Linked DNA regions of Mus musculus: regions 2, 3, 4, 5 and 6 are each linked to region 1. A link is a loop called in an ENCODE intact Hi-C map of the cell type or tissue named here. Cell type or tissue: heart. All regions are shown on one strand.

Region 1 (4,000 bases):
TCCCCCCTCTGCTAGGCAACCTGTCTTGGCTGTCAGGGTGGGCTCTGAAACCTGTTCCCCAGCCTTCTAGTTTCATGACTGGTAGCAAATGTAGCCATCACTGCAAGAAGCAAATGAGCTCTCACACACTTCTCATCCATTTTTATTAATAAGAGAAAGGTATTGTGAGTGTGTGCGCCTGTGCATCCTGCTCCCTGCCCCAGGGCCTTTGCACCCACCCTCTCTGCCTGCAGTACTCTTACCCCCGCTCTTTGCATTGCCACCCCTTCCTAACAACCTGGTTTAAAGAAACACGGCCTGCCTGGAACTTCCTAGAATGGCCTCAGTAACTTTCCCCACTGGACTCAAGTTTCCCCGAGAGCAGGGAGCTCACAGGCCAGAGATAGCAGCTAGGCTTCACTGCACTGTGACCCTGAGCCAGACTCTGTGCCAAGGAGGAGACAGGAGGATGGTCACCACCACCCGTACCGCCCCCAGCCCCCCCCTCCACAGAGGCACTTGTGAAGGTGCTAGATTCTAAGATGGTGGTACTGGGGTGGAAGAGAAGAGAGGACAGGCGCTGGGTGTGGCAGGTGATCTGGGTTTCTGTCTCACTGCGGCCTGGATGAGGTCACCTCAGCAAGGTCGGGGGAGGGGGCAGGCTGGGGACCGGGCTGACACTGGCCTGTGAGCTGAGCTGGGCTTGGCCAGAACTGGTGTTACCTGTTCCTCCTGCCAGCAGAGGGCGATACCAGAAGGAACCTGGAGACTGTTTCATACATGTATGTGTGCTGTGTATACACACATAGTGTGCATGTGTGTTCATGTAGTATGTATATGCATGTGTGGGTACATACACACACATATATATATGACTGTGATTGTGTGCATGTTGCTATGTATGTGCATTTTACGCATGTCAGTGTTTGTGTGCTGTATACCTGTGTACATATACCTTTGAGCTTGGGTGTATATTTTGTGTGTAAATGTGTGTTTACACTTGTGTACATACGTGCATATACACATATTTGAGTGTGTGTTTGTGTACATGTGTATATGTGGATGAGCGTGCATGTATGTGAGTATGTATTTGTGTACATGTGAATGCTTGTGTGTAACAGGAGGCTCTAGGGACAGGTGGAACACAGGGTCACAGATGCTCTCAGTAATTGTCCATCTCCTCTTCCTGGCTGCGGGCTATGTTCCTCTTATCTATGGATCGGGGATCATAAACAATTATACTCAGTGTGTTAGTCACACACCGGCCCTGCCTGGCCCTGGAGTGCATGCCTTCTGCAGACTGGGATAGTCCTCTGAACAGCCCTGCAAATGACATTACTGAATGGGGCTGGGCCCAGGTGTCAGGGAGAGACCTGCTCCCCTACCCCACCCTCCACCCCTCGCTGTTCAGCTTACCTCTGGCCCTATGTGTCCTGCCCCTCTTTCTCCATTAGCACCCAGAATGAAGGGGACACAGGAACCTGATACGCAGGTTCAGAGCGGCTGAGGAGTGGAGTCAGTGGGTAACAATGAGAACCCCCTCACAGCAAGAGCCCAACAGACAGCATCAATGGTTTGAAAGAGGTAACAATGACCTAGGAAGGGGTCATCCAGTGGCCTGTCCCTTGAGACAAGCATGTTGCAAAATGCCTGCCCCTTGTTCTCCACTGTCCCTGCCAGCAAGTACTGACCCATGTGAGACCAACCTCATTCCTGAGGCGACATCGCCACCTGCTGGAGAGTGAGATCCTGTGTAGCTCAGGACCTGGAGCTCCTGGCTTTGGACACTCACCCTCTCCCGCCCCCCCCCCCCACCGCCCCCACCCCACGCACCCCCCCCCCAGCTTTGTGGCCCCCACCACACCTTTCCTTCCTCCCTCTCTCCCTCCCTCCCTCTTGGGTGTTCCAACCTGCATCTTGCTCTGATTCCCACCAGCCTACCACATGGGCACTGTTATCTCCAAAGCTTAAAGTCCACGGGTTGTACACAGGACTAGAGTCCAGGAACAATGGCTACAGAATCTCTTGAGACTGTTGGCCTGGAAGACCCTGGACTGCCAGCTTAGCTTTGACCTCCTCCAGGAAGTCCTTCTGCCCTACCCCATGAGGGTGACACTCCTGCCCCGCGTCACGTGCTTACTAAGTCCTCACTGGTAGCCAGCTTGTCACCGACCCCTAGGCAGCTGAACTTGAAGGTCACTGTCCTGAATTATGAGTTGGGGGTCTCCTGTAGCCCAGGCTAGCCTCAGGCTCACTAGATAAGCTAGAGTTATCTGAAAGGAGGGAACCTCAATTGTGCCTCCATAAATTCAATCTGAGGGGCATTTTCTTAATTAGTGATTGATGGGGGAGGGCCCAGCCCACTGTGGGTGATGTCACCCCTGAGCTGGTGGTCCAGGGTTCTCTAAGAAAGCGGGCTGAGCAAGCCAGCAAGCAGCACCTCTCCATGGCATCTACATCAGCTCCTGCCTCCAGGGTCAAACCCTCTTTGAGTACCTGCCCTGACTTGAAATTAACCCTCCCCTCCCCACGTTGCTTTTGGTCGCAGTGTTTCATCACAGCAGTAGTGGCCCTAAGGCAGGTGTCATGAGGAGGAAGATTCATCCAGGTTGGTCATTACCAGGGCTGCTGAGTCTGTTCCCTCACTACTCAAGCTGGCTGATTTGGTGTTTAAGAGTGTGGATGAGATGTGACACCCAGGAGGGAAGGGAGTCTGCTCCTGCCATACCCTTGCCTGGATGCTGGTTTGTGAGTTGGGCCCGTTATCTCTTGCTGTTGGGTGACTGGTGGGGTTTATAAAATGTCCCCATCTGAAGCAGTCTCCTGATGTCTGGCCAGCTCTCTTCTGTGGGCTGCTATTTACCTAGTAGGGAGCTCTGCCTAGCGGGGAGGACAGGGAGAGGCAATTTTGGGGGCAAGAGAGGTGAAGGGGACCAGCACAGGGTCCTGGTGTTATTTTCTGTGGGAAGTGGAAGGGGCTTCCTGTATGGGAGCCACAGGACACAGTCTGGCTTCCAGTGCCAGTGAACCTTGGGTGTGACAGGTCTTTGTGGGGCTACAGTCTGAATTCTGCCAGGCGCTGGGCAGCACTGGCTCTTCTGTGGGCCAGCCTGTGGGAATCAAGAGGATCTTGAGGGACAAAGCTAAGGAGAGGAGGACAGAATTTGGTTGTGTAGCCCTGGCTGTCTTGGAAGTAGCTCTGTAGACCAGGCTGGCCTAGAACTCAACAGAGATCTATCTACGTCTATTTCCTGAGTGCTGGGATTAAAGATCTGTGCCACCACTGTCTGGCAACAGGTCCCCTAAGGAGTGGGGAGGAGCAGAGAGTGGAGAAATTCTAGCAGCGACCCCTAGAAAACAACCCTCATGGGAGGGGGATGCTGCTTTCCTAAGATGATAGCTCCTGGCGTGAAGGGGCTGGGATATGAGGAAGTTGCTGACCTCCTGGGTCACTAGGACACCACCTCCTTTCTCTATCCTCCAGCCAGCTGGTGCTGCTGCCCAGTGGGTAGGCCTCAGAGACTCCGGAGATGGAGCCGGGTTTGACCTGAGGATCTTTCTTCAGGGAGTTGGCTAGACACCTACCAGGCTCCACCCCCACTGGTTTAAGGACCTGCTCAGCCTGCTGGGCAGTGTGAAAACACTTACTTGTGAGTTGTGAGGGTGTGGACTCTGTGAGGGTATATTTGAGGGAAAGGGACCCCACAGGACAATTCTTTTCCGCCCTGGGGTTGGGGGTATAAGTTCAAGGTAGAGAACTTCTTGCCTAACATGGCCCTGGGATCCAACCCCAGCATGGGGATGGGGAGTGTGTTAAATAAATATTAAGTCTGGTAGCATGGCTTTCTTTTTGCCCTAGACAAGGTTTCTCTGTGTAGCCCTGACTGTCCTGGAACTAGACCAGGCTGGCCTCAAGCTCAGAGATCCTCCTGCTTGTGCCTTCTAAGTGCTGGGTTTAAGGGTGTCCTCCTGGCAAGTGATGTGGCTTGGCTCTCTTGGTCGAGTGCTGGCCTAGCATGCA
Region 2 (4,000 bases), 260 kb before region 1:
CTGGTTGAAGGAAGGCCATTTCCCCAGATGGTACACTGCAGTCATACCTACTAGGGCAGACAACCCTCAGGGATGTCAGAGAGGCATAAACAACCCCCCTTGAGCTTGGGGAGATGGGAGGTGTCAGGTCAGAAGAGACATTCTTTTGTGTGTGTGTGTGTCATGTGTGCATGTGTGAGGTCACATGTATGCCATGATGCAAGTGTGAAAGTCAGGGGATGTGAGAGAGTGGGCTCTTTTCTTCTACCTTGTAGGTCCTGAGGTCACCAGTCTCCCCATGCTGAGCCATCTCTCAGCATGCTCAGCATCTCTCATCTCTCTGGACCACATTCAAAGTTCTTGACTTTGAAGAGCCAGCAGAGCCTTCGTGGTCTTAAGACGTTCAGGCTGGATCAGCACTACCCAAAACCAGACAGGCACGACTCTGGTCAGGAAGTGCCCCAAAGCCTTGGGTACCGAGTATAAGACAGTCTGTGATGGTGAGTCTCCTCCCCAGCTCAGGAGAAAGCCCTTTGCTCTGGCTAGTTTTTCGTTGTTATTGTTGTTGACACAAGCAGGACTTACCAGTTTAGAAACTGTCTTCTATCATAGCGGTCTACAGGCAAGCCTGTGGGCATGTTCTTGATTAATAATGTAGGAGGTCCCAACTCACTGTGCTGGTGCCGCCCTGGGCAGGTGGTTCTGGGTGGTGTAGAAAGCAGACGGGAGCCTTGGAGAGCAAGTCTGTAAGCAGCACTCCCCCACGGCCTTTGCACACACCCACCCACACACACCCCCACAGTCTCTCTGTCAGCTCCCGCCTTCAGGTTCCTGCCTTGTGTTTCTGCCCTGACTTCCCTTCATGATTGACTGCCAGGGGAAAGTGTTAGCCAAGCATAGCCTCTCTTCCCAAGTTGCTTTTGGTCAGGATATTTATCTCGGCAACAGAAACCTAATTAGGACACCCGTGTTTTCTTCCATCTTAACCTGGTTCCATCCAAGCACCCTGGCATCCCCAGGCCCTTTGCAGCTTTCTCTGCCTCCCTTGAGCCTTTCCTTACCAGCGGTGACTGCTTTGTCTGCTTCTCCACCAGCGTTCACCTGTTACCTAGTTGCCTTACTCCCGCCAACGAGAAAACAGGCGATAAATTGGTGTTGGCGAATTGATGTGTTCGCTCGCTCGCTAGGTAGCACATTTGCATTGAGCAAGGGCAGTCTGACCGTGCCTCAGTGAAAGAGTGACGGATGGAGGAGGGAAATTCGGGCACTCCAGCCAGCTGGCTAAGGAAATGTCTGAGGGCGATGGGGTCTCTGCTGGGCCTCTAAATCATGCATCTTGTCTGGGTGCCTCCAGCTGCCACAAGCCTGGGTGATAATTTCATTCCTGGCTGTCAAGACCAAACTCACATCAACTCTAAGTGAGGAAGTGACAGGACAGTACACACACACACACACACACACACACACACACACGCAGGGATGGTGTGCGCAGGGCTCAACAATGCTAAAATTTAAGCCTGTGGGTTTGGGAATTGACTTTAAAGAGCCTTGGTGAGCTTTTTGGTCATTAGTTGTATACTAGAAAGCCCGTTAACTCAGTGATTGAGAGGGTCCAAGGCTAGACCTCAGGCATACAGCTGACGGCTCCTGGCATGAATGCCACAGCCCCAGTTTATTATAGGCAAGTGAGAAGTGGGAGGACTCGGGGAGTTTCTCAGGGTGGGTGGGTGTTGCCGAGAGAATCAGCGGGTGAGAAGCCATAGGTACGGAAGCTCTTGGGGGTGGTAGTGGTGGCTCGTGCTCTGCAGGAGAGACAAGGGTCCCCTCTCCGCGCCCCATCTCCCCTGCGCGATGCAGTTACCGGAGCAGCCTCGGCTCTCCGGTCTGCTGGATGCCCTAGGAAGTTGCATGGTCCAGGGAGGGGCGCAGAGCCATGGCTCCCGCGCTCGCGTCCCCCTCCTCCTCGCACAGCCCGGGGAGGGAGCGCAGCGAGACTGCGGCCACCAGATGGCGCTCAGGCGCCGAGGAAACGCGAGGCCGCTCCCGGGCCGCCTCCTCAGAGGGAACAATGCGGCGCCTCGGGTTGTAGCGCCGCGCGGGAGCCCGGAGCCCGGAGCGCGGGTGGCCGAGCGACCGAGCGGGCGAGCGGGCGGGCGAGGACGAAGGCAGGCGAGCGCGCAGCCGTTCCTTCCCAAAGCCATGGGCGCGGCGCTGCGCGCGGCTGCAGAGCGGCGCGGCCGGAAGGTGCGGGGGGCCGGGGTGCGGGCCTGGGGCCGCCTCTAGCCGGCTCTGAGGGCGCGGGCCCCGGGAATGAGGGCGCCCGCCGCGGGAAGCCCGTTTGCGCGCCGCGGCGCCGTCCCGCCCAGCCAGCGAGCCTAGCAGGCAGACGCGCGGCCGGCGATCTGGGGGCGCGCCGCCTCGCCTTCCCCAAAATGTGAATCGGGGAGGGCGGAGACGCAGAGAGCGCCCGGCCCCAAGCTCTCGCCGAACCCCTGCCCTGCGCGCCCAGGCCGCGCCGTGCCCCGCGCGGGGCTGCAGAGCCACCGTGCCCCGCGCTCCCTCGGTGCTGCGACCCCCCGGCTTCGGCCCGCAGCGGCTTCGTGGTTCCCGAGGCGGTCAGAGCCGGGCCCAGGACGGTGCGTCCGGCCTCGCCCCCGGCTTCTCGCCCAGACAAGTTTGAACAATGATCACAGTCAACCCAGATGGGAAGATAATGGTCAGAAGATGCCTGGTCACCCTGAGACCCTTTCGGTAAAGTTCTCTACTGGTTGGCGCAGGGAGGTCAAGACCTCCCCAAGGGGACTCATGGTGGAGCTGGGCGAGGTCGGTCCCCTCAGGGGGTGCGAGTTCGGGTGGCAAAGGAGGTTCGCGAGTCTATTCTCGATGAGGGCCATGGGGATGGGAAGACGGAATTAGATAGGGTTGGGGTATGTGTGTGTGTGGGGGGGTGCGGGTCTGGATCTTTCTTGAGTTGACCAAGATTGGAACGATATCAGGTATAGAGAGGTGAGCATGGAGTCAGAAAACACCAAGATCAAGGTCCTGGGCTCCAAAGTGGCCCCAGCCAGCAAGTCCCTTTCCTGCCCCTTGCGGTCTTTTTCATCTCTTGTCGGTCCTATCTGAGCTGCGAAGTTACTGTGGGGTGCCTAGGAAGCACCCCTGGTGTCCCGCCTGTCTCCTAGGTCGGCCCGCCCATCCTCTGCCTAGTTCATCCCCCTTCCTCTCCCCCTCCCTCCCCCTGCATCTCACTCATCTTCCTGGTGGGGGACAAACCTGGGTCTGACAGGAACGTCCCCAAGATTGGGGCAAGGACCCCCTTCTGCTAGGGATTCACTCCCAATCGCGGATCTCCAACAGACTAGATAGGCATAGCAGGTGCATGGAACACCTCCCTCCCTCCCTCCCTCCCTCCCTCCCTCCCTCCCTCCCTTCCCGTGGACAGTCCTGGCCAGGCAGGGGTGCAGTTTGTGAGAGACTCGCTAAGACCTGTTGGTCCAAGAAGGGACCCCACTTCCTTCCCCCAGACTCCAGCAGAGCTAGGCCCCGAGGCCAGACTAGGGGAGAGGGTGTCTGGGAGGCCTGAAGTACTGCCTTGTTTGGCAGCTGGGCTTCAGAAGACACAGAGGGAGAGATGGGCACCGTTGTGGGGGTGGGACTCGGGACTAGGCCACAGGTGGAGTCCGATCATAAACCTTAAGGCAGGTGCTGGCTTTTCTCCCAGGTTCTGGGTTGATCCCCGGTACCTCCAGACAACCTCCTGTACCCAGCTGGGTTGGGGCTGAGGTGATGTGGCCCACCTGCCTCTTGCCATCAGCATGCTGGGCCAGTTCTGTGGGGGCTGAGATGGCAGCCTCTGGGGACAGCAGCAGTCAGGTTGTCTGTGTGAATGCAAAGGTCTGTAGAGCCGGAGGACTGAGGGCAGGGTTTTGAAGTGTCTCAGAAATCCCTGGCCTAAGATGCCCAGGGAAAGACTCTGGCTTTTCCAGAGCTATACTGGATTCCTGCAACTTGAGAGGGTTCT
Region 3 (4,000 bases), 180 kb after region 1:
GGTCTGCCAGGTGGGGTGTCCTGGGGACAGTCTCTGGGTGGTTTTGGTGCCCGTGGCCTCCTGTAGCACTCCCCTCAATGTCAGGTGTTGACCCCAGAAGTGACTCTAGGGGCCTCTCTGAAGCTGTTCTCTCAATAGCTTGTCCTCAGCTTGGTTCCCCTCAGTCGTTCCTTCCCATCTTTGATGTCTTCCTCATCCTCTAAATCCTCTCCAGGAATATGCAAGGCAAGGTTTGGAGGAGTAAAGTTTGGGGTAAAAGCCCTGGGACTCTAGGAGAGGCATTGGATACTAACGTGTCTCTTCTGGCCCCTGATGGCCAACTTGGGTACTGCATGCACTCAATGAGAACTCATTTAGCCAGGTTAGATTACTGTTCCCAGCTAAGGATCCAGGCAGCCTCTGGGTACGCCCCCTGGTGGTCGTTCCCACATCCAGCATCCTTGTAAAGTGAACCTGGTGCAAGTTCCTATCAGGGACCCTGTGAGTTCATAACTTACTAAGTCCCATCCAATGGGGCCTACTCCTAATCCTTGGTACGCACCATCTGAAGTGTCTGTTCCATCCTTGGAAGGTGGCCAGAGTACTACCTGGAGGATGGAAAGCTACTTGGTTCCTCAAAAGCGTCACAAAGTCAGAATACATCCTTGGCTCATTTGGTCTTTTGTGCCCTTAAGGTCCAAGCCATGCTGATCTCCCGTTTAAATTTCTCTTACATTTATTTATTAACTTATTTACTTTATTGGAGGGAGAGGGCACGCACATGCCAAAACACGGATGTAGTAGTAAGACGACAGCTTGCAAGAGTTGGCTCTCACCTTCTACTGTGTGGTTCTGGGAATCAAACTGCAGTCATTGGGTTTGGCGGCAAATGCCCTTATCTACTGAGTCATTTGCTCATTTTATTGAGAAACTGGGTCAGAGAAGCCAACAGAACTCACCCCAGTCCAGAACACAAGGAATGAGGGGTTTATTTGGGCTCACGGTTCCAGGGTGCAGTCCATCATGCTGGGGTGTCATGGCGGCACGACAATAGACTGTTGATCGCTGTGTATCCGCAGTCAGGAAGCAGATAAATAAATGCTGGAATTCAGTTCACTTTCTTTTTTATTCAACTGGGAAAACTCGGCCCACAGGATAGTGCTGCCCACATTCCCTGTGGGTCTTCCCTCAGCTGAGCCTCTCATAGACACACTAGAGGCGAGTCTCCCTGTTGACTCCGAAACCATCGAGTGGCTGTCAATCATCCTGCCCAGTGGGCGGGGCTTTCTGGAAGCTGTTGGCTTTCCCGGGGAGGAGAGGAGGGGCTTCCTCCCCACTGATCATCTCTCCTTCTCTTTTCCTTAGTTGAGAATACCACTCACTGTGAATTTGCTTACCTGCGGGATCTCCTTATCAGGTGAGTCAGCTCTGAAGGCCCCTTGGGAGGACCGGCTCTGGGGGTTGGTGGTGGTAGATGGGCGGGAAAGGCCCCACCCTGGCCGCCTGATGTCAGCCCTGTTCTCGGGAACTGAGCTGAAAACAAGCTAACAGAAACCTGGGAATGGATGAAGAAATGAGGATTCTTTCTAACCTTTCGAAGTCACCAGGATGAGAGGGGCTCCATCCGGTCCCCAGTGGGCTAAACATGCTAGATTCAGCTATGGCTACTGTCCACACAGCACAGCCTGGACTATATGTCCCAAACAAAACTAACAAACTAAAAGAAAAAATTCATTTGTGTGATTAATATACATTAGTAGAAAAAGTCCTGCCAGGCAGGACTGTCTGAGGGCCTGGGGTGGGGATTCCAGGAATAAAGCCTTCCGGGCTCCTCACCTTTCCCACTCCCCTTCCCAAAGTAAAGAGGAGGGGAGGTCTGCAGTGTGGGCCATAGATAGAAGTTGCCTGGCAGGCTTTAAGGCTCTGGCTCCCACCTGCAAAAAGAAACTTTGTTTAAAAAGTCAGTTTAGGAATGTCAGGGTAGGCAGCGCTGGGGACTGTGGTCATCTGCTGCCTCCTGCTGGCCACAGCATGAATTTCTGTCTTGGAGCACGAATACCCAAGTCCTGCTCACTGGTGAAGAAGGCCTTGAGACCTTCCACAGCTTTGTGTTTTTAGTGCCCAGTTCTCCATCCTTGTGCAGGCCCCTGACTAGCCAATGTGAACACAGAGACGGGGGTACGGGTTAGAATGTGAGGCCACAGAAGGTCTAAAGTTACCAGAGAGCGAGTGAACGCCACCTGGTTTTGCTGGGTATGCACAGAGAGCCTGCAGGATGGCTCTAAGAGCCAGGAGGGGCAGGCGGTTGTCATCCCAGGCAGGCTAAGTGGTCACCCCCTCCCCCCCAATGCTGGCCATGTTCCCTGCAGGACGCACATGCAAAACATCAAAGACATCACCAGCAACATCCACTTCGAAGCCTACCGAGTGAAACGCCTCAACGAGGGCAACAGCGCCATGGCCAACGGGATCGAGAAGGAGCCGGAAGCCCAGGAGATGTAGATGCGTCCCGCCCCTGGACCCCACCCCCAGATCTTTTCATCATCCCTGGCCCACCCACCTACCCTGTCTTATTTTATATAATTATCTCCTTGTCACCTGCCTCCATCCATCTCTTCCCACACTTTGCCAGGTAACAAGAGAGGGTTTACCTCCCAAGTGTGCTCTTATTGGCTGCAGCAGCAGGGTGGGCGGGGCTAAGCCTGGGCTTGCCTCTGTGCTCTATTTCCACCCGGGCTCAGCCCCTGAGGGGTTAGAAGAGCTATGTGTCCGTCCCCCGCTCTGAGTTCTAAGCTGAAGCCTGTGGGGGCCAAGTCCTAGGGGGTGCAGAGGAGCCCGTTAGACCACAAGACCCCATGGCCGCAGCCTCAAGCAGGTTAGAGACTGCCCCAAAGGAGGATGGAGCTGGCCGGGTATTCCTGAAACCTCACCTGCCCCTCCGGGGGCGTTTCTTACAGCGCCCTCAGCTGCCTGCCCCTCAAGGGAACTAGAGGCGTCACAGCCAAAGTTGCCAATCACTTAGACAAAGTGACAACCGTGCCCCTCGAGCTTGTCCCAGAGCAGAAAGTGCCTTGATCTACAAGAGCCAGTCACCTCTTCCCAGATGTCCCTTTGGGTGAAAAGCAGGGACGTGCTGGAGAGAGGGAGGTATCTTTTCTCCCTCGCCCTTGGGTTCTCTCTCCCCTGTGCTGTAGATATCGCTACTACACTGGGCTTTAATTATAAAAGACGAAGCGTGAAAGATGCTCCCCGATGTTAGGAAGCCCCGCCCCCAATGTAAGGAAGGTCAAAGCAAGAAGATGAGTCGAAGCCATGAGGGAGGAAGCCGTGGAAGGGAGGCATAAGAGTGTGTGGGAGCTCTCCTGCCCAGGTGCCGCGGAAGGCATATCCGCGTGGTCCTCAGTTTGGGCCAAGATATTCTGGTTACATTGATGCTCCGCTGCCTCACCCTGTCCCACCCCACACACCCCAGGCTCAAGCCTTGATGATTCAGTGACTGTACTGGGTGGGAGCCAGAAACCTGACCATTTTGTTGTCTACATGAGCCTAGACTAGCCCTGTGCCCCAGAACCCATCAAAAATACCCCTAAAGAGGGAAAGATGAGGGGGTCAGAGATGGATAGCCAGGCTCACTCATCTTCTCTCAGAGGGAACATTAGGGACCATCCATGCACAGCTGACCAAAGCCGTGTCCTTCCTGCCTGCCTCCCATTCTCATTTGCCCCTGAGGAGAAAGTTTGGTGAGGTGCGTTAGGTTGGACCCGCTTGGGGAAGGTGCCTCTACAGACCCAGGGCTAGCTTTCTGCAGCCCAGAAGTGCAGTGGGAGGGGTGGGGTGCAGACAGATGGAGACGAACATTGTTTCCTGCTTTGGGCGTCTACTCCCTCATCCAAGCATGGAAGGGCCCCTCGTCATGCCCTGTGGCCGAACAGTTCGCTTGCCAGCTTGCCAAGTTCTTTTGCCAAAATCAGGACTTTGAAGGAAATCTCCAGCACGCTGGACCCAGGGCACTCCGGCCTTC
Region 4 (4,000 bases), 100 kb before region 1:
TGTTCATGCCATGTGCACAGAGAGAACAGAACAGGGCTCAGGATCCCCTGGGACTGGACTTACAGATGATGCTGGGCTGCCATTGGGTACCAGGAACTGAATGAAGCCTGTGCTTTTGAAATGTTTCTGCGTCTCTCTTTTCTTTTTTCTTTTCTTTTCTTTTCTTTTCTTTTTTGTTTGTTTGTTTGTTTTTGTTTTTCGAGGCAAACAGGTCTCTCTGTATAGCCCTGGCTGTCCTGGAACTCACTTTGTAGAGCAGGCTGGCCTCGAACTCAGAAATCTGCTTGCCTCTGCCTCCCGAGTGCTGGGACTAAAGGTGTGCGCCACCATGCCCGGCTTTCTGCGTCTTTCTAAGCTGGGAAAGTCCACCAACTAATCTTTCTCACACAGTCTCGTTGACTATTTAACACATTTCAGGGAGATGTGGTGGGCTGTTTTTTTGTGTTTTTTGTTTGTTTGCTTATTTCCCTAATGGTCTAGTGAGTCACAGACCAGGACTGGGGTCTGGTCCGCTTCTGACCTCACCGACAGCACGATGCGGCGGGTTGCACTACTCAGAGACGCCACCAGGGGGCGCTCGGGGCTATGGAATGCATCTCTTGTTCCGCAGCTTCTGGCTGCCTGGTTCTGCTCATCTTGGGACCCGGTCCTCTCTGTCTCCACGTGGCAGAAACAGTTCAGCCGACCCATGTGGCCACCACAGGGAACTTGTAGCCCCAGCTACTTGGGAGGTTCAGGCAGGAGATTCTTTCCAGCCCAGGAGTTTTCAGCCAGTCTGGTCAACACAGTGAGGGAAAACTATGTCCTCAGGATAGCTCACTGGTGTGTTATTAGCCCAAGGGACACAGAAGGCTTTCTTTCCAGGATGACCGGAGTTTCACTCCAGTCACAAAGAGCCTAATGCCACGGTTGCTGCAAGCCACTGTTTTTATTGTTGGACTTGTTCTAATTGTTTTTTTATTTTCTTTCAGTTTCCAGCACAGGGTCTCTCAGTGTAGCCCTGTCTGTTATAAAACTCACTCTGTAGCCCAAACTGGCCTCAAACTCACAGAGATCTGCCTGCCTCTGCCTCCCAAGTGCTGAGATTAAAGGTGTGTGCCACCACTGCCTGCTAGCCTAAAACATTTTAAATTATCATGTAAGCTGATAAAATAGAGTAAAACCAAGCTGGGCTGTTCCAGCATGAAAACCAGACAACGGAAGTTGAGGAATGTGGAGCAAGCAAAACTAAATCACTAAGTGTGGACAGAGAAGCGGGGTGGGAGGGGGCCTGGAAACCTCCAGGGCTTTCTCCCACAAAGCCTCTGGGTGACTTCAAGACTGTCAGATGAAGAGACTCCCACCGAGAGTAAAAGACAGCCAAACGTGCAATACACCTGAAATCCAAGCACTGGAGAGGCAGAGGCAGGAGGGTCAGGAACCAAAGTTATCCTCAACTACATATAGAGTTCCGGGCTAGCCTGGGCTACATGAGACTATAAATGAGGATTCCTGGAAATGTTCCGGCAGAGGCTGATGGGAATTGCTGTGGTATGGAACAACAGAGTAGTCACAACACTGCCTGCCGGCCAAGACCCTAATTACCTTATCATGGGCTCATCTGTGCCTCTTAAGTAGCCATCCCTGGTCCATCTCTGTGTCCGTACTAACGTTTTTGTGAGTGAGAGGGGAAAAAAGCTTTTAGAATCTATTAACTTAGTTTCTGCCAATCTAAAAGCTAAAAATGCACCCGAGTCCTATAGGAGAGACTCCACCATCTTGTAACCGCCTTTCTTGTCTCCATCAGTGTATTTAAATTTTTCTTTTTTTAATTTTTTATGTCTAGGAATGCTTTTGCGGGCGTGTGCCCAGAGAGACCAGACGGTGGCGCTGTACTCCCACATGACTGGACTTGCAGATGTTGCTCCGCTGCTATTTGGAGCCAGGAATTGAACCCAGGTCTTCTGGAAGAACAGCCGGTGCTCTTAATGCTGAGCCGATGCTCCAGCCCTCCACTGATAGATTTTTACAAAATGCCTTGGTTTTTTTTTGTTTTTTTTTTTTTAAAGATTTATTTATTTATTATATGTAAGTTCACTGTAGCTGTCCTCAGATACTCCAGAAGAGGGCATCAGATTTTGTTACGGAAGGTTGTAAGCCACCATGTGGTTGCTGGGATTTGAACTCGGGACCTTCGGAAGAGCAGTTGGTGCTCTTAACCACTGAGCCATCTCGCCAGCCCTAAAATGCCTTGTTTTAAGTCCTTCTTTGTTTTATTACTTTACAAACCTAAGGAAACCACTTTCATGTGGGGACAAAAAAAAGGGGGGGCGGGGAGGCCCAGGGAGAATGGGAAGGGAAAATATGCCATGTCCGGCCAGAGTGCCTGTGCTCTGGGCAGGTGGACTCAGGGAGACTGCCAGGCACTTTCCACATGGCTCCCGGTGGAGATCTAAGCCTCTGATGGGTGGAGAAGGGGCTGTCCCTGACCAGGGACCCCCGAGGCCACACCCTGTCGCCCTGGGGTTATAGGAGAGACAGGATAGGGGAAGAAGTTCCCAACACTGATCAGAGTGTGCAGCGGGTCTTGATGGAACAGAGATTTTCTATGGTTTAAGAGCTTTATTATAGAAATGCAGGGGAAAGAGAGAAGGGAGAGAGAGAGGCTAGAGAGAAAGAGAGAGAGAGGAGAAGACAAAGAGAAAGGGAAGAGGAGAGAGAAGTGAGAGGTAAGGGAACAAAGGAGTAAGAGATCAAGGTGGGGGCCTAACAGCCCCTTTTATGGTCTTCACTGTTGCTAGGTAACTGGGGAGGAGTTTAGCCTGAAGGTCAGAAGCTTGGGCCATTGCTTACACGACTACTTACCACTGACCATGCTTCTCTTGTGGAGGGTGTGGGAGGTGGTAACTTAGGCAGGAGCCAGAGTTCCAGGAGCATAAGGGAACGCCTACCATGTCATGTAGGTGAATTATGACCATCGGGGTTCAGACCTCAGCTCAACTGGATACCAGCCTGCAATTTCCCACAGACATGGACCTGAAGTAACCTGGCCCTGTGTTTCCTGAATTTTGGTCCCTCAAATTTGGCTCCAGAGCCAGGCGTGGTGGTGCATGCCTTTAATCCCAGAACTGGGGAGGCAGAGGCAGGCGGATTTCTGAGTTCGAGGCCAACCTGGTCTAGGACAGCCAGGGCTATACAGAGAAACCCCTGTCTCGAAAACAACAACAACAACAAATGGCTCCAGAATAAATTATCTCTTATTTCCTTTGGGGCAAAAGTTGTGTCTTGCGCGCGTCGGACTCGACCAGCAAGAACGACGCTGCAACAGGATCCTTCTGCACACATTTATTGGGAGAGCTTGATTGCAGAGGCGAAGAGACCCCAAGCCCAGAACTGGTGCTGCTTATATAGGCCTAGGAGAGGCGTGTCTCACACCCGGATTGGTTATGCACTACGCCTCATTTGCATGTTCCTCATCTGATTGGCTATTCTCTCTCTGTACCTCACAGAGCCTCATTATCATACCTCATTTGCATGTCTCACATCTGAGTGGTTATACTCTCAAAGCCTCATTATCATGCCCAGGCCAGGCAGTGTCTTTGCAAAAAACTTTACTGCATATGTACACATTGGTTGTTTGTCCAAACTTATGGGTGGTGGCCAGCAGTAGTCAGTGTCACTCTGCAACGGCACATGTGGCTTCCCACAGTTGTGTTTTTACATCCACAAGACTCATCTCAATAAATAAATAAAATAGCCTTCAAAGGGGGAGTCTGTATTCAGTGGTTGGATTCACATTACAGTGAAACATGCAAAAACCCTTCATTCATCTCAATGAGGTTCGTGTGTCATTTTCTTCATTTACTGAAAATACAGAGTGCACCCTCTCCTTGCCTTTCCCCGCGCCTCTAGCTGACCTGAAGATGATCTTGATTCCAGTTAGAAGGAGCCACAGCTGTAGGGGTAATGGCTGTGTGACACTTTCCCTAGGGAGATGAGACCACCTTGTTTACTAAATGAC
Region 5 (4,000 bases), 290 kb before region 1:
GGAATTGGAGTTAGAGATAGCTGTGAGCCACCATGCGGGTGCTGGGAACTGAACCCCAGGCCCTCTGCAAGCAACAAGTAATCTTATCTGCTGAGCCATCGCTCCCGCCCTCTCTGTTTCTTTCTTTCTTTCTTTCTTTCTTTCTTTCTTTCTTTCTTTCTTTCTTTCTTTCTTTCTTTCTTTCTTTCTTTTAAATAGGGTCTTACTTTGTGCCTCTATCTAGCCTGAAACTTGCTCTGTAGACCAAGCTGGCCTTGAACGCCCCTGTGTGCTTAAAGGTATACACCACCACATTTGTTTATTTTGTTTTTGAGACAGGGTCTCAGGTAACCCAGGCTGGCCTTGAATTCTTTTTTTTTTTTTTAAGATTTATTTATTTATTATATGTAAGTACACTGTAGCTGTCTTCAGACACACCAGAAGAGGGCATCAGATCTCATTACGGATGGTTGTGAGCCACCATGTGGTTGCTGGGATTTGAACTTGTGACCTTCAGAAGAGCAGTCGGTGCTCTTAACCCCTGAGCCATCTCTCCAGCCCCTGGCCTTGAATTCTTTTTGTACTCTTGGAGGACACTGAGCTTCCGATCCTCCTGCCTCTACCTCCCAAGCGCTGAAACTCTAGGCTTGTTCCTCTATGCCTGCTTTTGCACAGTGCTGGGGATAAACCCAACTGCCTACACAGCCCCAGCCCAGCCCCAGCCCAGTGCCTCCCCACCACCACCACATCCCGCCCCAGGCTTAGCCCTCCTAGTATCTTTATGAAAGGGAGAAAGTGGGTCAGAATCAGAGAAAAATTGACATCAGTTGCAAAGATCAGAGAGGGGTAGAAAAGACAAAGCCGCGCCTGAGGAATGAAGGAGGGAAACTTCTGGCTTTGAAGATGAACGAATAAATGCAGGAAGCCTCTAGAAGTCAAGAAAGCAGAGCCTCTCGATCCTCTGGATAGCACAGCCATCTCTCCGGCAACATGTATTTTATTTAATGAGTGATCTGTCTTTATATATACCAGAAAAAGCAATCAGATCCCATTATAGATGTGAGCCACGATGCAGTTGCAGGGAATTGAACTCAGGACCTCTGGAAGAGCAGTCAAGTGCTCTTAACTGCTGAGCCATCTCTCCAGCCCATATTTAGATTTGTTCATTTTTATTTCATGTGTGCTTTGTTTCTGTGCACCACATGCATACCTGGTGCCTGTAGAGAACAGAAGAGCTCATCAAATACCGCAGAACGATCCCAGACGATTCCGAGTGACCGTGTGGTGTTGGGGCTCAAACCCTGGTTCTCTGGAAGAGCAGTCCTCTCATCTGCTGAGCCATCTCTCCAGCCCATAAACAAAAACGTAAAAGAAAGAAAAGACCTGTTCCGGTCAGACCAGAATTATGATGGCTAGGATGCCCCGTCTTGTATCTTGAAATGCAGTGGACATGCCTGCTCTATAAGGTCTCCATACACTTTAAGACCCTTTTTTTTTCTTCTGCAAGTCGATGGGTCTAGATACCCAAGATAGTCTCGAACCTGGGCTGTAGAGTGCTTGCCTAGTATGCTCAGACCCCCGGTTTCCATTCCCCAGTGCTATTAAAACAAAAACAAAAAACAAAAAATTGGGCTTTGTGGCACATGATTGTAGTCCTGCACTCAGGAGTCAGAGGCAGGACGATCAGGAGTCGAAGGTCAGCCTTGGCTATGTTTTTGAGGCCAGCCTGGGCTATAGACTCCAAATCAAATCAAATTTATTCCAGATGATTCGGGGGAAAGACTCAGCCACAGCTGTCCAGCTCTTGAATCCTCTCATAGAGTGCAGAAATCAGTTCTTGGTACGGAGGCTGGGTGCATATCCTACGATGCCCAGCAGAGGGCAACCGACTCTTGCGATCTGTTTTTACAGCTTTGGATCTAGGCCGAGACTGAACTCGTGATCTGGGATGCAAGAGGTGTGGAGCCGGCATAGTAAATAGCTCGGTTTAAGGGACGTCTCTGCTGTGTTTCAGTCTCCCACGCTTAGGTCTCCGAGGTGTCACTGTCCTATGTGTTCTGTTGTCCCGACGTGAATCTCTAAGTTTATAGGTAGACTTTCCGAAAGAAGAGCCAGTGAAATGGTTCAGCGGAGACTGTCCTGACACCTTCCCTTTGTGTGTGTGTGTTGTGAGGAAGGGCAGGGGGTGCGGGGCAGGGCGCGGGGGTGCTGGGGGATCCCTGGCATCCTCTGGCTCTGCGCAGACCCAGTTGAAAAGAAACTTAGGTTCCTTCACCCTGAACTCCCTCTGCGTGTACAGGGATCCTACTGCTCTCCGCCTCTCCGGGGGTGGGGGTTGGGGGGACGGAGGGGGCGAGGTGAGGAGGGAGGGAAGGGGAGGGGAGGGAGGTGACTGATCCTCTGAAAGGGAATCCGGAAGCCCTTGGCTGGCTTCAGCAGGTTGCTAAGGAACAGGAGGCCTCAGGGGTGCTCTGCAGGTGAGTTGGATCCCTTGCCAGCTGTCTGCTTCGCAGTTTCTGTTCCCCCTTGAGCACCGGGGTGGGGGTGGGGGGAAAAGGGGGGTGCAGCTGGTTACCCAGATCTACCACCTACTTCTGTAACAAACTCAGCACCTGTCTCAGGCTGACAAGGGCCCAGATGGGACAATGGGTTTACTGCAGCTCCGGTCTTCCCAAGTCTAAGGGTTTTTTTTCTCATGAGTGGCTGTCTCTCCCATCTCTGTGTGGGCTGGGCTTTAGTTTTATGTAGGTAGTGGTTAAACCAGGGCCTTATGCATGCTAAACAAACACTCTGTCGCTAAGCCACACCCACAGTCTAAAGGCAGGTGGATGTTGTTGTTGTTGTTTTTGGGCATGTTGGCACACAACTTCACTTCCAGTACTTGGGAGATAGGATGACAGATCTGTGAGTTCAAGGTTGGCCTGGTCTGCATAGCCAATGTTAAGCCATCCAGGAATGCATAGTGAGACCCTTCCTCAAAACAGAAGTTATTCTTTGAGAGTTTCATTGGTGTGTATAGTGTTATTTTGGTCACCCTCTCATCTGTCTCCCACTCCCTGAACCACATCTTCCAAAGAAAAATCCCCTTGGCTTCGTGGGGGGGGGGGGAGGGGAGGGGAGAGGGAGGCAGAGAGAAAGAGAGAGACAGAGACAGAGAGACAGAGAGACACTCAGGAGCCAGGGTTTCAGCCCTCGTCCAGAAGCAAAGTAGACACTCGCTCAGAACTGCAAACACAATGATACTCTCCTTGTCACTGTGGTTGAAATGGGGACAGATAAACTCTGGTTCAAGTTACCACCTGTCGCTCCTCAGGTGTCATTGTGGATGAGAGTTCTTAACTGTCACTTTCATCAAGCTAGAACCTGGGAGAAATGGCTGGGTGACCGAGTCCTTGTGTCCCACACTGCAGGGAGCTCAGACCACCACGGGGCACCAAAGAGATGGGCACAGAGGAAACTGTGCCCAGTGAGTGGACACTGAGAGGGTCCCATTGCCCAGTGCCCACCCAGTTGGAAGTACTGTCTATTCTGGGCCCCAGGAGAGTAATGGGGAGAGCTAGGGTCAAGGCAGGAACAGTGGGAGGGGAGGGGGTGTCATCTGGTCCAAACCTCTGCATCTGCACGCCCCCTGCCCCTCATCCCCCATCCTTAGATCTGCAGAGTCCAACCAAAGAACAGGATGGAGTTTTCTGGTTCATCTCCTGCTTCTGCAGGTGCAAGCTCTTGCTGGGGATATAGATGGAGCTCTGAGGTGGGGAAAGAGGGTGGGGCCTTGCTTCTCTGAGGTGTGGGCCTCGGTGTCAGAATGAGGCAAAAGGGGGAGGGAGGAGGGCTTAGGAGGCTCATTCAGGGCCTTCCTGGGATGGGTGCATTTCTGGTTTCATGACCTCAATTCCCCCTCCCCCCAGTGACATCCAGGGTAAAGAAAAGCGACTTTACATACAAGGGGCGATACGTGGAGGTTCAGGCTTCTCTGAGGGGATGCAGGACTGCTGCCAAGGCCAGGTCCGAACCTCTGTGT
Region 6 (4,000 bases), 96 kb before region 1:
CATAAAGTTTGTCGTTTGCAAGAGCAATGCCAGGGTGGCGTGTCTCCCATGTTGTGCGTGGGTTGCTTGCGTTGGGTGAGGGGCTGACTTGAACTTTGACCTCGGTTCGGCGTACGTTATGTCATTAGGTATGATTCATTGGGCCTCTGTGGTCTTGACTCCCCTGCCACCCCCACCCCGTGTCTGCGGGAGCTGTCATTTCAACCTGTGTTGGAAGTTATTCAGTGGTTTGCAACCGCTGGCCATAACATGAAAGACTCAGAGCTGTGGCGGAGGCCCCTTGGACGTCTCCAGTGTACAGGAGCCGCTTAGGTGATGACCCAGGGAGGGCTCATCGTGGAGGCAGAAACACCTGGGGTTTCTTCACACTGGGGCTTCAGCACCAGCCAGCCCTGTGGTCTTAGGCATGTCACTTCCTCTCTGTACCTGGAGTGCCTTGACACAGGTACGGTGACAATAGGTAAAGCAGGCGCATCCCGTGGGAGAAGCCTGGTGCTACCCAGGCAGGAAGCTGCAGTAGCTGCAGGCTCCTGGCATCGTCTCAGCGATCACATTTGGGCCTCACGAAATTGGTACTGTCGTCCACGTGCCGTCTCTAGAAAAAGACTGTGCTGCCTAAATGAAGGTGTTGAGATGCAGTGTACACTGGAGAAAATAGCCTGTGGTGATCTTTCTGGAGTAGACTGCTGTGGTGGCAGGTTCCTGACTCATCCAGTGTGGGGTGTTTTTCCTGCCCACAGAACGCAGTGTCTTCATGGTGGCTCCAATCTGCCCTCAGCTTGTCTGAGCAGCCCGGGACTTCTGTTCACAGGTCCTCAGAGGACCAGCGCAGTCCTGGTTTGACAAGTCTTCTGAGCACACAGCTCCTGGGCCCCTCTGAGCGTGTGTCTGGTTATCAGCAGAAAACTGACGGGAAGCAGCTGAGGTTGGTGGGGATACTCGGAGCCCACGGTTCTTCCGGTCAGTCCAAGGAGGGTGCTGGAGGGTCCAGGAGTTCAGTGCTTGGTCTGGGACTTGTGACAGGGTCTCACATGCAATTCTGAATGACTTAGAACTTACGGTGTAGCCCAGGCTAGACTCAAACTCCCCGCAACCCTTCCCACAAGAACTGGGATTACAGGCATGTGCCTCCGTGTGATCCCAGTGGGATTTTAAGACAGTATCCCACTCTGTCGTACAAGCTAGCCTCAAATTCATGCTCATGGCTGGTACAGGTGTCACCACCATGCTGAGTGTGTGCTGGGACTTCTGAGGCAGATGTTTGCCCAGGGCAGGGTGGCCTCTACATCCGTCCTCTTCCCTCTGAAATGCCACCCCCAGCTAGGTGGCTTCTTCCTCTGCCGGCATCTTTATTGACTGCTCAGCAGTAGCCTTCTGGCTCGCTGGCCGCCTTTGGAACTCGAGGACCTACAGCTGCTACTGAAGCCCAGAGTATTGCATGTGGCTGCAAGAGTTCCCAGCCAAGCCCTGCACCCTTCTATCTACTCCACAGATCCCCTGGCCCTGTGGCTGCCTACACATGATAGGCGCTGACTAGTTGACCCCACAGGCATGCTTAAGATGTAGCCTCTGGCAAGTCCTGGGCTGGCTTGGCCCGCTGCCACCCTGGATTACATAAGAATTAGAACAGCCCCATGAAATTAGTGGTCAAGAAAGCCTTAGAGCCTGAGAGATAGCTCAGTTGGTAGAGTGCTTGCCTCGAGAAGCAAGGACAAACCAAGGACTCTGATTCCCAGAACCCAGTAAAACTAATCTGGACATGGTGGCACGTGTTTAATACCAACCTAGGAGTCACAGAAACAGGCAGATCCTAGGGCCCACTGGCCCCTGGTCTAACCTACATAGTAACCCCCAGGCCAGTCAGAGAACATGTCTCAAAAGCAAAGTGGACAGCACTTGAGGAAAAATAACTCTGAGACACGCAGAAAGAAGCCCTTAAAATGCTAAAGCGCTTGTGGAATTTTGCTTCTCTTTCTGTCCACTAGAGGGCGCAGTTCCACACCAGGCGCTCTTGTAACAGCCAGTACTACAAAGGGTAGAATCCATTTGTGTTTGAAGCCAAGACTTCTTTCATCAGAAAGCTATGCGGGAGGTGCAGCGGCAGGGTGGGGCACTTGCTTAGGAATCCGTCAGTTGGTCCCAGTTGTGCTCCGTCTCTAGGAAACGCTCACATCCTGGAGCAGCTGACCCCATTCTGGGCTTGTGCAGTTGGGGGCAAGGGCATGTTCTAATGTGCCTCTCCATGCAGACACTCCTCAGGATGCTGTTCTACTAATCTGTGGGTGGGTTCCCCCAGCTGCAAGGGTTCACATCAGTTCTCAACCTGTGTGTTGCAACCCTTTTGGCAAACCTGTGTCTCCAAAAATTATAATGATTCATAATAGCAAAATTACAGTTATGAGGTAGCAACAAAGGATCATTTTATGGATGGGGATCACACAGCGTAAGGAACTGTATTAAAGAGTCGCAGGTTGAGAACCGCTGGGTTTTAAGCATCCAAGACAAGAACAGCTCAACTTAATGCTGAAAAGTACAGATAAGACAGAGCCAGCGATGTTAGATCAATGGTTGCCATGCCCTTGAAAGCCAAGGTCGAATGGAAAGGAAAAGCCGGGTGTTCCAGAAGTGTGGTTCTCTGAACCTGGTTAACGCCTTTCTGGTGGATCAAACTCATTTAGTTGAGCTTTCTGATGGACCCCAGTGAAGTGTAATTGGGTGCTAACTGCTGGCCATATCCGGCTACAGAGCCCTCTGGGAACTTCCCATCCCTCAGGGAAAGCAGGAAATGCATCAGAGAAGGTGTGGGGAAGGAGAGCAGTCAGGCTCCTGTTGTTTTCCGTCCTAGGTAAGAGAGCCAGGAAATGCCAGAGACGTGACCTTTAGCAAAACCTAAGGTCAGAGAGTAAGTGGAGCCTCTTGCAGAGAGGAGGGCAGCGAGGCTTTGGGGTGCTGGGCAAGTCTCCTGGGGCCAACAGCCTGGACTGGCAAGCGGGAGGCTTTAGTTAGCTTCGTGCTTTCTTCTTTGGAGGGGATTGGGAAGCTCGCCTCTCCTGATGCAGCTTACATGAGAAGCCTTTCTTCTAACCCTGCTGCATGTGCCCACTGAGAGGACCCCCCCAGTCTTTACCTGAGGGACGGGAAAGTAGAACACACAGACAGGGAAAGACAGTCCACATAAAGCCCTTGACCATTCACTTTATCTAGAAGCCTACTGCGCATGTGTGCTCGAGACTCAGAGTGTGTGTGCGTGTGTGTGTGTGTGTGTGTGTGTGTGTGTGTGTGTGTGTGTGTGTGTATATCCATGCACGTGTGCGTTGTGCTAAGGTTTGCGTCTAGGGCAGATATTCTCCCACTGAGCTACACCACCCTCCCCCCTTAGTTTTACTGTTTATTTTGACACAGTCTTGATACATTGTAGCAGCTGGGCCTTTGGCTCCTCACTCTGAAATCTAGATTTACAGGTCTTGGATTTGTGACTGGCCTGCGAGGGCCTCCAGGTACACCTCCAAATCCAACTTGCCTGAGCGTGGTGCCCCAGTTCCCTTGCCTGTTCCTATCCCTGCCTCAGCTGCTTCCGGGTAGCAAGCCCTTAGGACTTGGCTTTTCAACAAAGATTGGATGCATTTGTTTCGTTTAAGTCGCTGTTTAAACTGCTAACAGGAAGACTACAGAAGAACAGTCCCTTATAATCTTTACAAGTAGAAGCCTGTCTGGATTCACATAGAACAACTATTTGTTCTGGGGTTTGTATCCAGATCAATTATGCCGCTACAGCAGAAAATGGCTCTGTCCGTGCCTGTGTGTAAGTCATTGGAAGGTCATTTGTCCCCAGACTGTCAGCTGGGAGAATTATGTAATGGTTACGCAATGCCAACAGGATGCAGCCGCCGCCATCAGTCACCTCCGGCAAAGCAGCTGAGTGAAAGGCAGACTCTGATTCTTCGTATCTCTCTTGGCGATAGGTTTGAACCAGGGCCTCGAGCATACTAAACAAGGCTCC

Evidence for each region. Peaks named below come from ENCODE experiments on the same cell type or tissue, not always from the same donor. Only the 100,000 strongest peaks of a DNase experiment are listed, where the experiment ranks them.
Region 2: it touches region 1 in a loop (4-fold over the local background); 10 of 42 quality-filtered maps call a loop at or near these places.
Region 3: it touches region 1 in a loop (3-fold over the local background); 10 of 42 quality-filtered maps call a loop at or near these places.
Region 4: a loop joins it to region 1, with 9 times the contacts of the local background. A loop is called at or near these places in 41 of 42 quality-filtered maps.
Region 5: a loop joins it to region 1, with 2.0 times the contacts of the local background. A loop is called at or near these places in 19 of 42 quality-filtered maps.
Region 6: a loop joins it to region 1, with 5 times the contacts of the local background. A loop is called at or near these places in 38 of 42 quality-filtered maps.

The regions. Positions count from the first base shown.
Region 1 is chr11:117,175,824-117,179,823 of GRCm38, forward strand. No RefSeq gene overlaps it. Among named protein-coding and RNA genes, the nearest start is that of Sec14l1, 63 kb to the left of the region's middle. In heart, CTCF peaks have their summits at 728 (motif pointing right), 1,688 (motif pointing left) and 1,898; DNase peaks (open chromatin) are centred at 568, 1,284, 1,678 and 2,401; H3K27ac peaks cover 540 bases; H3K27me3 peaks cover 368 bases.
Region 2 is chr11:116,916,814-116,920,813 of GRCm38, forward strand. It overlaps Mgat5b (mannoside acetylglucosaminyltransferase 5, isoenzyme B), which reads left to right and starts at 2,050. Exons shown (of 18, transcript NM_172948.3): 1 at 2,050-2,730. The coding sequence starts at 2,663. In heart, a CTCF peak has its summit at 1,977 (motif pointing right); a DNase peak (open chromatin) is centred at 1,998; H3K4me3 peaks cover 2,000 bases; H3K27ac peaks cover 1,170 bases; H3K27me3 peaks cover 4,000 bases.
Region 3 is chr11:117,358,075-117,362,074 of GRCm38, forward strand. Septin9 (septin 9) reads left to right here. Exons shown (of 11, transcript NM_001113487.1): 10 at 1,345-1,396; 11 at 2,349-4,000. The coding sequence ends at 2,481. Among named protein-coding and RNA genes, the nearest start is that of Gm51932, 24 kb to the left of the region's middle. In heart, a CTCF peak has its summit at 2,000 (motif pointing left); DNase peaks (open chromatin) are centred at 347, 1,311, 2,099 and 2,873.
Region 4 is chr11:117,071,750-117,075,749 of GRCm38, forward strand. No RefSeq gene overlaps it. Among named protein-coding and RNA genes, the nearest start is that of Snhg20, 3.0 kb to the right of the region's middle. In heart, a CTCF peak has its summit at 1,853 (motif pointing right); a DNase peak (open chromatin) is centred at 612; H3K4me3 peaks cover 414 bases; H3K27ac peaks cover 391 bases; H3K27me3 peaks cover 382 bases.
Region 5 is chr11:116,883,554-116,887,553 of GRCm38, forward strand. No RefSeq gene overlaps it. Among named protein-coding and RNA genes, the nearest start is that of Mfsd11, 32 kb to the left of the region's middle. In heart, a CTCF peak has its summit at 1,848 (motif pointing right); a DNase peak (open chromatin) is centred at 1,868; H3K4me3 peaks cover 908 bases; H3K27ac peaks cover 581 bases; H3K27me3 peaks cover 1,985 bases.
Region 6 is chr11:117,079,790-117,083,789 of GRCm38, forward strand. No RefSeq gene overlaps it. Among named protein-coding and RNA genes, the nearest start is that of Mir6516, 4.4 kb to the left of the region's middle. In heart, a CTCF peak has its summit at 1,974 (motif pointing right); DNase peaks (open chromatin) are centred at 1,562, 2,142, 2,802, 3,882 and 2 weaker places; H3K4me3 peaks cover 846 bases; H3K27ac peaks cover 2,921 bases.